Linked DNA regions of Homo sapiens: regions 2 and 3 are each linked to region 1. Evidence: chromatin contacts called from ENCODE Hi-C or POLR2A ChIA-PET data. All regions are on one chromosome and are shown on one strand. Each heading gives the region's core, a stretch centred on a gene start or an enhancer-like site at or near the end of the contact. The rest is flanking DNA. Distances are from core to core; before and after follow the strand shown.

Region 1 (4,296 bases), core at 1,336-3,835:
GCAAGTTAGTTCAGTCACTGTGAAAAGCAGTTTGGAGATTTCTCAAAGAACTTAAAACAGAATTACCTTTTGACCCAGAAATCCCGTTACTGGGTATATACCCAAAGGAATATAAATCATTCTACTATAAGGACACATGTAGGCATATGTTCACTGCAGCACTATTTGCATCAACCTAAATATCCATCAATGGTGGAACAGATAAAGAAAATTTGGTACATATACACCATGGAATACTATACAGCCATTAAAAATGAAATAATATCCTTTGCAGCAACATGGATGTAGCTGGAGGCCATTATCCTAAGGAAAATAATGCAGGAACAGAAAACCAAGCATGCATGTTCTCACTCATAAGTGGGGGCTAAGTACCCATGGACACAAAGATGGGAAGAATAGGCACACCAGGGCCCACCTGAGGGGGGAAGGTGAGAGGAGGGTGAGGGTCAAAAAACTACCTGTTGGGTACTATGCTTACTATTTGGGTGACAAAATTATTTGTACACTAAACCCCAGTGTCATGCAATTTACCTGTGTAACAAAAGTGTACACATACCCCCTGAATCTAAAAGTTAAATACCAAAAAAAGAAAGAAAATAAACAGAAAGTTTTCCAAAGATGTTGTATCTTTTAAAATCCACTTTCAATTTCTTCAAACTGCAGTATAACACTATTTGGTAGTCAAACATCCAGGAGTCATTCATTAATACATACATAAATAAATATTTAGTGTGAAGTACAATAAGGAGAGCACTCAGAGAAAAGCTCCAACGCCCCACCTCTCTCCAGGCCAACTCCCTGCTCCTCTGCCCCTTGGCACATGGAAGAAGAGGGCCTGAATGTCCACTTTGCCAGAGCAGAGGGAAGGGCACCTCTGGTCACTTTAATCTTTCCCACCATGTGCTTCCTTGATGAGTAAAAAACTAGAAGCCAACATTCCAAGTAGAATGGCCTGGGTTCTGTCTTGTGTTGAGCATTCTGGCTCATGCTCGAAAGCAGATAAAGAGTGGCACATGCCTGTGGCTATTTCAGAATCTCAGAGATGTGCAGGAGGCTGTCCCTCTGAGAAAATGGAGCAACAACTAATGTATTATTCATATATTTGAGCTTCCAGAAGAAAGGTCTACTCCGAGGACAGATTTTTTTCTGCCATTAATGACCACTTTTTAAAACAGATATCTGATGGCAATGTCATTTGGGGGCTCTTTGGGTACCTATTTCCCATCAAGATTAAATAGATTTACCTGATCAAGGGCTAAGAGGAAATAAACCTAATGCCCACAGACATTTTCAATTACCAATGTTTAGTTAGGGAATACTCTAGCATCTTTTTACAGTTAACTTAGTAAGGCCTTTGAACAACTTCAACCATTCTTGGGAATAATCACCTTTCTGTTGAGTGATGGCAAAAGTCCAAGCACTAGAAGAATGATATATTGGACTTTGGGGCCTCAAAGGGAAGGGTGAGAGGGGGGTGAGGGATAAAAGACTACACATTGGGTACAGTGTACACTGCTCAGGTGACGAGTCCACCAAAATATCAGAAATCACCACTGAAGAACTTATCCAAGTAACCAAACACCACCTGTTCTCCAAAAACCTATTGGAAAAAAAAAAAACAAAACAAAAGTCCAAGCACCGTGTCCCTCAATATCTAAGACACATGTCAACCCAGCACGGACAGCCAAGGGAACAGGCACCGGTACTTAAGCATCTTAGCCCCACTCAGACCCCTTGAGTTCGATTCCATCCTGGCCCTTCCAGGGCTCTATCAACCCTTAACAATCCTAAAACACCTAACCCCTGAAGTCATTCTGGAAAAGAGGAAGAGTTTCCCAAGGGCCAGAGAAGAAGTCTTAGAAACTAGAGAAGGTAATGACCCCCTAGAATCTTCTTGATGCAAAAACAAGCCACCAGGATGACCAAAGGGCAGTGCAGTCTTCTCACAGCATCCTCTGACTTAGACCTGGGCTGCTCAGCTTTCTCAGAGCTGAAGACTCCAGGACTTTCTGAATCTAGATTCACATTTCCAAAAGGAGTATATGTCTAAGACATTCCAAAAAAGTGGTCATGTTTGGTGGGAATGAGGTTTTCCTGCACAATTATGGTTAAATCTCACGTTAGTGAAGATTTTGTGGTTGAAGCCATCTGGAATCCTCTCACTAAGTGGCTTCCCATAGCTCTGGCCAGAAGTCACCTTGGTTGGACATAAGGACATGATTATATATCCTGTTGTTCAGACCTAAGCCTGAGTACTCAATCAGGTTATTAAATTGTTTTTACCCTCACCCTGGATTTTTCTGTAACAAGGATCACCTTGAAAACAGGCTAGACTCTGCTATCTAAAGGTACCTTTACAAAGAGTCTGAAAACAGAATAAATATTATGTTTTCTTGATGAGGCGTTTATTGTACCCTCTGAGCATCCAAACTTAATGGGTCAGAAGAATACCAGGTGCTGCTCTTGTTTGATAAAAGCAGTTATCACATGCTATTTAGAGAGTGTGTGGAAGGAGTTCTTGGCTGTGATTGAATCCTGCAATTCTGTCTCCAACAGGCTTTCAGCAGCCATGGCTCTGAGTCATCTGCCTGGTGACCAGAAGCTGACATCCAATATCATGTGCCTCCCCAGATAATGAGGTCAAATGTGCCAGACCCACAAGGGGCTTGATAACAGCTTATTAACATCCCCAAATGATAGCACTTTTGATTAAACCTCACATGTCTGCCTGTCCCCCCTCTCATCCTTTCTAAAATTAGAGCTGGTATTTTACTAACCATGCCCTTGCTTGAACTTTAGAATGGTTCAAGGATAGTGCAAAATCATGATGTCTTTTCACTGTAATCCCCAAGAACAGGGTTTTTCTGGGTCACAAAGTCTTAGATTAATTCAAACTTTACTGAGTTTTCCTCCCCTTTGGAATAAATTAGATACTTTTTGGAAAGCCAACAAGGTACAAAACAGAGCACAAAGTTTAGATTCAGAAATCATGTGCTCTAATGTGCTTTGTTCCCTAAGCTAAATAGTATGTAAACCAACAGAAGTCACTTTGCGTCACCGTAACTCAGTTTGCCATCTACAAAAATGAAAGAGTGCTACTTTTTAGAGCTTTGTGGAGTAGGAATCAAATAGGATAATAGATAGAAATCCCTCTTTCAATAATGAAAGCAGTATATAACTATTATTATATACTGGTATGTAATATTATTACCATCATAATTATGGTTCCTGTTTCTAGGTTTTATATTTTGTAGCAACATTTATCTGTTTGAGAATTTTAATTGCCAAAGTCAATTTGTCCCATTTTGATTTCAAGACATAATATATTATAAGAGAATTTGAAAATATCCTCTGATGTGCCCCTGGGCCTCCAAAATGAAGCTGTTCTGGGCTGGCAGGCAGCTCTAGAGCCCCATGAAAGTGAGTAGAAGAAAGTTAAGGGCCAGACTGATGAACAGCAGAAGGCAAGCACAATAAGGACTGGGGTGTGGGGGGTCGATAGCAATAGGGAGAGTCTACAATCACATGGAAGAAAGGGAAAGTCAAGATTTCCCTGTCATGGAATAGTTTGTTTGGCATCGGGGGAAGCTGATCAAGGTGAAATTACAAAGAAAAACTAGGAGTGGGGAGGGCTTTCCAGAGAAAATTAAAACAGCTCAGGTGGAAGATGGCTTGCTTTTGGACATGGATTTGACTACAGAGAGGGAGAGGGTAAGACAGGTAGGATAGAAAGTCAAGGATAAATCTGCACCAAGACTCATTGGGTAAGACATACAATGAGTGCCTGAAATCCGAGGCAGGGGCTCTGGGCTCACAATGTCAGCGTGAAGATCATGATGAGGCTGCAAAGCAGATGAGAGTGAAGGAGTGAGAGGGCTGGGAGGAGAGGAAATTCAGGCAGAGAGAGAGATGTGGGAACTTAAGAACTTAGAGGAAAAGAGTTCTGATGGAGGAGATATGCACATGGGTGTGGAGGATGGAAATGGGAGAGCGGAGGTGGTGATTCCTGAAGTGGAGACAGTCAAGAGTCCATTAGACCAGGATCTTCACTGAGTACCCACATTGCAAATGGAATCTCCCAGGCTGAAGGTGGGACTTATAAAGATGGGAAGATTATGATGCACACAAGAACCAATTTTTTCCGTAAATTTAGAAAAATGACCAAGAGTTTAGAAGATGAGAGTGACAAGAAAGGGAAGGGATGATATAGCCCGCATTACAGGGAGCCATCCATAAGGGGATAAGGATATTATTTGGAAGCCAACTCTCCTCTCGCTTCTGATTTTTTTCTTCCTC
Region 2 (4,296 bases), core at 1,192-3,691, 180 kb after region 1:
GTACACTTCATGTCATTAAACCATCACAAATACTATTCCACAGATTAGGCTGCTTAGGAAAGTTATTTGTATAAAGCCATGTGACCAAAAATACATTCAAACTATAGTGTAACTCCAAATGAAGACTGTGACAAAGCACCTCAAAAAAATTTTCTAGCCTCTAGCTGAGGAATCATTGAGGAACACTCTACTGATAACACTATAACTCATTAATACTCCTATTAAACAACTTTCTGTTTGGGCAATTAAAAACAATGTTCAGTTAAAACTAAAATCTAATACTTCCTAGAGTTCCACATGAGATCATCACCATCATCGTCATCTTCACTAGCTAACCCAAAGGAACAAGGTAAACACAAAAACTCCCCACTCTTGTACCAATCTAAAAAGTAAATTTTTGAATCCATTTTCCAACTGTGTCACACACAGTTGTTAGTATCCTTCTAAGGTGTGTATATGCCTATGTATACTTTTTAAGTAAACTTATAAACATGTGGTAACTAGGGCATATTTTATTCTGTCTACGGCAGCTTCTTGGTTTATCCAACTAAGTATTACTAATTCTATTTTCTTAGAATGAGAAGTTCTCAGAACAATGATCTATCACCTAAATTTCAAATGAATGTGTAACTGGTAGACAAACTTAAAGCAGACTTTCTAAAACTATTAACAGTGCTCAAGAATGCATCTATTTACATCTTAAAAATTTCTCAGTTACTATATGCTACTCTAATGAAAGCTATATTCAAATTATAATTTTTTCCCACAGCATGCCAACAGATTAGGAATTATAAACAGACAGATCTGGATTTGAATCCTGTCTATTCTTTAGCAGCTGGTTATCTCTGACAAATTACTGTAAACCTCGTTAGGCTTCTCGGTTTTGTATTATCAATCATCATTGGTAACTGATAGTACTGAGAGATCCTCATTATGTAAGGATTGAAAGAAAAATGGTTGTAGCACTGAGAAAAGTATCAAACATTATTCTGCAATTTCCTTAACTTGGGTTTTACTTTTAAGTTGTAAATTTTCCCTTGGCAATGTTCACAGGATATCTTTGCTAAAATATTATTTTTCAGTTAGTTTTAAGCTGACTCTTTAAATATCAAATGATTTGCTCTAGAGATGGATTTTCTTTCTTTGGAAGAAGCCAAGATCATTTCCATTTAAGGGCATGTAAGCAGCTGCTGCTACACATTTTAGTTACCCATAAGAAAGTGAAGTGGGCTAAGTTCACTCTGTCATAAGCATTTAAAAAATTAAAAATTACAAGTACCTCCTCTAAAATTAAAGAAGAGATTTAAGAATTAATATTTTCGAGTGTGGTGACTTAAGTAAATCTAACATCTAAGACAACAAATTAGATAAACAGAGAAGAGGAGAATGATGCCCGGCTTTACAAAAAAATTATTTCCCCAGTTCTACTGTAAGATAAACTGTTCTAGGAAGTTCAAAATATCATCTCACTTACTAGCATCTCATTTTTATAGTAATTTTCAGGAAAGCAACTGCTAGATTAAATGAGGCACATCCTTTCAAAAACATTACAAAACTTAAATTTCAACACATCAAACCTATAAAGCCTCATTAACTGAGATGTAACTGATTTGGAATCTGTAATTATTTCTTTTTTGCCATAAAGTTGCCCTTAATACTGCATCAGTTTATTAAAAATTTGGTAAGATTGTGTAATAATTTAATGCAATTGTTTTTAAAAAATCTTAAATACTTAAAGTAGCATATTGCTATTTTGGGGGTGTTGTATGTATCAGTTTAAATATAAGTATTACTATTCACAAATATATTGTTAAACTGCTAATTGAAGAAAACACAAATGAATTAAATACATTTATTAGTTCTTTAACTGTAAGATAAAAATAATTTTTTAAAACAAAAAGCAATTAGCCTGATTTTCTCATACTCCTTCTCCCATACACACAAGAACAAGAACAAAATAAGAAAACAGGTATAAAATTTTATTGTGTAAAAATATTTCACTTTCACTAAAAGCTAACATTATGAAGACACGTATTAAAGCAACAGCAGCAAGAATTCAATGAAAGTTGTTTTGCTTATACCTGTGTTTATTTTTCTCATAATTAAAATTCCTGCAGTAACTATTTTAGCTCTTCAACATCTTCACCATTAATATTCAATTATCTCTAAGCCTGAAGATGCATGAATCTTTAACAAAAGCTTTCCACCACCTCAAGTTTACTTATTTTTTTCATTTATCTACCATATACTGTTTTAAATTAAAAACAAAAGATGAAGCACAAAGTGTTAATGACTTTTCCATACCTAAAGTAAGAAGTTCTAAAGTTTGGTTGTGATAAGACTGAGACTGTGGCTAACCAATCGAAACTTCAGAATTCCTATGTGACATCATAAGACCTCCCTAGAACACTTTTTCTCCTCCACCTACTGCAACTGTTCCCATAAACTGGGTGACAGAGTCAGAAAACTCCCCAGCTAAACACCCGTAAGACTTCATACAACACAATACTCTATACTGTGATGATCACAGCTGCCAAGGTAAGAAACAGATTTCGCTGACTTTGGTAATTCTTACTTTCTATAATTCTTAATTCCTATAATTTCTATAATCTGAACTTTTAAAATGAGTTAATTTTATGAATATCAGTTCAATCTTAGGCAATAAAATGACATGACAAAGTGCTTAAATTTATAAATGCTTATCCATTTAGTGACAGGAAAAATGAGACAACTTTGAAATGAAAAAGGTCATATTCATCTTTGATCCTGGTTACTGGTTTGTCATTTAAATTTATCTTTCACTTTTATTTTGCTTTTCAAATGTGAATTTCTGCCAATTAAAAAATCTTCCAATTATGTTACCATATTTGGTAGTAGTGGTTAATTTCTCCATGCAAAAACAATGACTTAATTTTGTTATTTATTGCTCTGCTGAGAAACAGTGCAGAACTGAGCTATTTACATCTGAACTAATATGAATAGTCATTTGACTACAACATGCACATTATCAGCATGCCTATTCCAATATTATCATAATTTCATACAGTGAATAATGAAATGGAGTTTCAGAATATATAATACAAGCTACTTTTAAAGTGCCCTTGAGGATGTTTCCCCTCTAAAGTCCAGTCAACTTTTAACAAACATTTCTAAAAAAATTCCATGCTATTAATAAATTGAGTTACTGATATTAAATTCAATATTGTATCATAAAGAAGTTTAGAAATTTTAAAACAATGTTCACAAACACAAAAAATCTGACGTTAGAGAATAATTTGATACTTTAAAAAGTTATTTTGACACACGAATATTCTTAACTATCTTATTTTCACACAAATTTGATTAAATGGATTTCTGCCTATTAATGCCTATAGTTTTGTCAAGTTATTATCCTCCAGTGGTACTCCATTTCCTCTCTCGGATTTAGAAAGAAAGGAAAAAATAAAATAAATGCCAGGAATGGAGATGCCACAATCAATTTTATGACTTCTGTTTGAATTCTACCCTATTCTTTATGTTACAATCCTCAATTTAGTAAATGAAACGTTTCCTCATTCTTAGATCTCTGTCAGGGCATACAGAAAATTACATATATTTTATTTATTTTGATTTTCATATTTCATATATATGTTAAAATAAAATTTATCTCTAAAATTCTCAATTCCTATGACAAATGTTAATTCTATTGCTCACTACAAATAAGAACTTTGTAACTCTGTAAGCAGCTTTCCTTAAGACATAAAAAAACATAATTTTTGTCTACCACTGAGGTATCCTAATTGTGTCTCCATATCTCTATACTCATATTTTTCCTTTGATAGTACATAAAAGTCATTCAGTGTAGGTGTCTTATGTTATTTGTGCATTTTTATTCAAATATCTATCAAATTACATTCTCACACTTCAAATTGGGTGTTCACGAGTTATTTTATTGTATCAGAATTTTGCTATATCACATATTACTCTAAAAAGTACACATACTTCTGGATAGAGCAGAAATTATATTAAACTTACCCTTAGCTCACTAGTATGTCTCAGTTAACAGAAATTACAGTTACAGAGACTGCTAAAATTTCAAATATAATGTGGTAGTACCATACATTGTGTCCCAACTAGTTCATCTATACCTTAAGGTGCAAGTTAAGTATTATCTTTGTTTATGAAGACATGTGGTTTCAAAGTAAGTGCTAAAAAAAGTGTTAGATGAAATCAAATGGAAAAAATATGAAAGATGTTTAAATTAAGAAGCATTAAGTTTTAAAAACGCATGAAAGAGCCAGAGTACTTGCTTTACTA
Region 3 (4,296 bases), core at 897-3,396, 140 kb after region 1:
TCTTATCTCTGGCTCAGACCTGCACCCACAAATATTACCCTCATTCTTCACTCAACCCCAAATTTACAATGTGTAAGTTTAACTCACTATTTTTCTCCTCTAAACAGATCCTTAACATAGTAATCTCTATAAACCAATCAATTGTTGCTGTATGAAATTAGGCAATCATTCTCTCACCACATTAAATATGTCATTAAATCTGGCCCATTTTACCATGGCTTGGTCATACAGATGTTTAATCAACAGTCTTCTTCTCATTCTGACCACTACAGATAAAATTCAAATGTTCACATAACTTTTGGACTATTGAGACAGCTTCCTGACTGGTTTCCCTGCCTCCAATAACATCTACCTTAAATCCAATCTCTATTATGCCATCAGAGTAACCAAACTAGGATACTTTGGAGGTGAAAGATGGCACTATTAATAAATTTATAAGCACAGCAGGCATAAACTGGGCCAGCCCTAAGCAAACCTTTACACCTCAGGTCATTGATATCACTCGGCCCTTGCTTACCTCTTCAACCACATATCTACCACTACCTTTCTCTCACATTACATTTCATCCACACAGAATAATTTGTAGTTTTCCAAATGCATTATATTTCTCATCATTCCTTTAAGCTTCTCCATATGCCATACACTATGCCTCAAAACACTATTCCTTCACCCCCTTCACCTGGCTCAATTCATTTAGTTCATCAGGTTCTCAAACTAGATTATCACTTCCTACAGGAAGCCTGGCCAGGCTTTTGGAAGATTAGCTTCTATGTTCATAGCTGGGGTTCCCACAGCACTTCATACATAAACCCTGTGCGAATCAACACACTGCAACTATCTCTTGTCTGTGTTCTCCATTAGACTACACATTCCTTGAGGGCAAAACCAGCTTCATTCACATTTCTATTGCTACAGCATAAATGGAACCTTATCCATAGTTAAGATAAACAATTTTTAAGGAAATGGATAAATATATTTTTTGGTATACTCTCTCTGTAGGGTTTAAGTTCCATAAAGGCAGAAACCATTCTTTGCTTTTGTGTTCCCAGAATTTAACACATTAGATGTTTAATGTTTTGTTGAGGAGGCTCATTTGCAAAGGTGGGATTCATTTTATTAAATGTTCATTAGTACAGACTTGGTGGTGGAAACAAACCAATTGAAGAAAAAATAGAAAAAAATGATATAAATGGAAAGAAAAAGAATAAAATGGAAAGAAAAGAAATGATGCAACAATGAAACTTAATAATAGTAACTATTATTTGGTTGATCTTTCCAAGGTACACATATATACAGAAAGAAGAGACCTCTTTCTTCTCCAATTTAAGTAAAGAAAAAGGGTCCTTCATATTTGGTTTATTCCACAAAGTCCTGTTAACCACAGATGGAAATTTAGGTATAAATGGAAATACAAACTATTCCTTGGCTCTACCAATCTACCATTAGAACTATCCAGAAAGTTTGGATTTTAGAATAAAGACATGGTTCTCATTCTCTACCTATGAGACTGAGTGATATCTACTTCTAAGGTCATCTTAATTGTAAGGTTAGTCAAATTTTTAATAAGAAAATAGAAGTTACTTATTAAGAGTATGTTTTCCATCTATAAATTCATTTAAAAATGTTACTTTTATTTTACTGACTTATTTACTCTAGAATACACATTAATTTCAATAATTATTATTAAAAGCATAATTTTCTTTGTCTAGTGTCTATAGAATTAGGATGAATATGTTATGGATCAGAAAAATGTACCTATACAAAATGCTATGCATAAAAAATTACATCATTCAAAGATCCAAAGTTAAAAAAATCCTTCGCTAAAGAAATATTTTATTACTCTATCTGCTGTTTCTTCTAACCCTCACCATTTTATTGGCTCTCTGTATCTATCCATTGATAGAAGTTTATCTTATATATTTATCATACCCATTTAGTATTAAGATTTTCCTTGTATTCTCTTTTACAAATTGCTCTCATCTTTTAAAATCAGATTTCTCAATAATATTTCAATTCCTCACATACTTCAAAATCCTACTAATATTTTTAACAACCCCTTTTACATATCCTTCCAAATACTAATATTTTTATTTGTCCTTGCACGCTGGCTTGGAGAGCCCTCTACTGGCCTGATGCTGTGTCAAAAGAACATTTGCTTCATCCTTCAGATACCTATTTTTTACATGCTTTCGATAATATGATAATTATATAATTAAAGCCTTTATTCCGAATGACAGAATGTTAAAGAGAAATTGAACAATTCTACTAAAATGCTGTTACCAAAGCAAGATACACTACTTCCATAGTATAGAAATACCATTTTCAAATAACTGTACATTATTCTCAGTACTCATTATAAAGCCTTGCTATCATGTGACAGAAGTCCAAGATGAGACCAAATTATAACATGATGTATTCATAACTAAAGTATAAAAGGCAAGTTGGAGTCTCTATGTTAAATGCCTCTGGCCTCAAGAAAATCTGATAGTTATTTTCTCATCAATATTTCCTGATTTTAATATACCAATGTCTCTAGTATTTATAAATATCACATTTGAAGATATGATGAAGGAAACAATTCCACTTAACTTAAAATCTAGGAATAAAGGCCGTAATGAAGAGAACAACAATAACAACATCCACAAATAGAAGTATATACCACCACAAAGTTATCAGGCCTCACTTTAGATCCCAATAAGTACGCCAACAGTCTTTTTCTTTGGGAAATAAACCAATATAAAGTTTATATAAAAATAAACATGCAAACAAGTTTTAAAGGAAGCTCTTTTTAAAACTGAGTAATAATTAAGGAAAGTAGCCATTCCAGTCATATAAATTTTGTTAACGGGCCTCATAGACTCTATATCTGTGTTCCAATTAGACTATACTCTCCTTATGGGCAAAATTAACCTCATTTACATTTCTATTCATATGGCGTAGACACTGTCTTACCTACAGTGAATACAAATAAATTTAGAAGGAATAGACAAACTTGTTTTCCTATATGGTCTCTCCCTCTGTAAGTTTTGAGATCCATGAAAGCAGGAACTATTTTTCACTTTTGTGACATCAGAATTTAACACAGTGGATGTTATGTCACTGTTTGGTTAAATAGGCTCATTTGTAAAGGTGAGATTCATTTATAAAATACTCATTAGAATCAGACCTCATTGTAGAAAAAATTACATAGAGGAAAAGGAAATAATAATATAAACAAAATATTGAGACAAAATTGGAAAATTTATTTTCAAATTAAATTATAGACAAAAAGCTAATTTCCTTTATATATACAGGGCTCCAAAAAACAATAAGCAAAAACCTACAACCTAACATAAAAAATGATCAAAGGATATGAAAAGAAATGTGAATGGGCCCTTAAATTTATAAAAAGAAATATAACATCACTCTTAAGAGAAATACATATTAAAACCATATGACCATAAGGAGATAAATCTCCCCTTTCTTTTATATAGACCTACTAGAAGGGCAAAAATCCAAGTTTAATAACACACTCTGTTAGCATGGCTGGGAGTTGGGGAGTGGGACGGTGAGAGTTCTTATACACTGCTCTCCTAAAGAGCAATTTGACAGTATCAGTAAAAATCACAAACTCAATACCTAGAAATTTCACTTCTGGAAATGTAACTTACAAGAATATCTGCATATGAGCAAAACAGTATTTATAAAAGGTTATTCTTTACAGCATCATTTACAATAACCCTAAACTGAAAACAACTCAAATTTTGATGAGTAGGGGGCAGGTAGAATAAATTATGCTATCTCCATAAAACAGAAGATCGTGTAACTGCAAAAGCAAGGGAAAGGGGTGTTATCTAGGTAATGATAGAGAAATAATCACTGTGTGTTATATAATTGTATATAACATTTAAAAAAAAGCAAGGTGCCAGATAATGTACATATTCTTATATTTTTTTAAATGCAGAAGAAGGATAAAACACACTTATATCTGCTTGTGATATGCATCAACTCTGGAAGGGATACACCAGAAACTGACAACAGTAGTTCCTGTATGTGTGTGGAGAGGGGTGTGCAATCTGGACAGATGGAAGGCTGTAGTTGGACACTCTTTGCCACACATATAAATAAATATAAATCATGTGAATACATTATTAAGTTGATTTAAAATGTCCTTATATTACAAGGTAAGTATATTATTAACACAAGCTTTACTACTAAAACAGCTACAAAATCCTCTGTAATCTTACCTGCAAACTAGCCACATAAGAATCCTCACAATTTACATAATGTCCTAACATGGCATGTTGAGCCCGTAAT

Evidence for each region. Hi-C counts contacts between places; a loop is a spot of excess contacts on that map. ChIA-PET counts read pairs that join two places held with the same protein, here RNA polymerase II (POLR2A). Pooled maps may share reads with other maps.
Region 2: a loop to region 1 is called in a map of gastrocnemius medialis, with 2.9 times the contacts of the local background. The contact joins the promoter of PLN here to the enhancer-like site in region 1. A Hi-C loop is called at or near these places in 11 of 168 maps with a recorded cell type or tissue (Right ventricle myocardium inferior, ascending aorta, cardiac septum and 5 more) and 10 of 50 pooled maps. POLR2A ChIA-PET finds 5 or more read pairs at or near these places in 1 of 52 experiments (activated CD8-positive, alpha-beta T cell).
Region 3: a map of heart right ventricle shows a loop between it and region 1 (9-fold over the local background). The contact joins two enhancer-like sites. A Hi-C loop is called at or near these places in 19 of 168 maps with a recorded cell type or tissue (Right ventricle myocardium inferior, Right ventricle myocardium superior, aorta and 6 more) and 14 of 50 pooled maps.

What each region holds. Positions count from the first base shown.
Region 1 is chr6:118,369,991-118,374,286 of GRCh38, forward strand. No RefSeq gene overlaps it. Among named protein-coding and RNA genes, the nearest start is that of PLN, 180 kb to the right of the region's middle. Within about 2 kb of position 2,586, at least 4 of the 41 ENCODE cell types and tissues checked have a DNase peak (open chromatin) inside an H3K27ac peak, as active enhancers do; they include gastrocnemius medialis and heart right ventricle, where a contact is called at or near this core.
Region 2 is chr6:118,545,855-118,550,150 of GRCh38, forward strand. PLN (phospholamban) reads left to right here and starts at 2,442. Exons shown (of 2, transcript NM_002667.5): 1 at 2,442-2,538. The region is part of intron 3 of CEP85L (centrosomal protein 85L); the gene reads right to left.
Region 3 is chr6:118,507,072-118,511,367 of GRCh38, forward strand. CEP85L (centrosomal protein 85L) reads right to left here. Exons shown (of 13, transcript NM_001042475.3): 5 at 4,227-4,296. Among named protein-coding and RNA genes, the nearest start is that of PLN, 39 kb to the right of the region's middle. Within about 2 kb of position 2,147, at least 2 of the 41 ENCODE cell types and tissues checked have a DNase peak (open chromatin) inside an H3K27ac peak, as active enhancers do; they include heart right ventricle, where a contact is called at or near this core.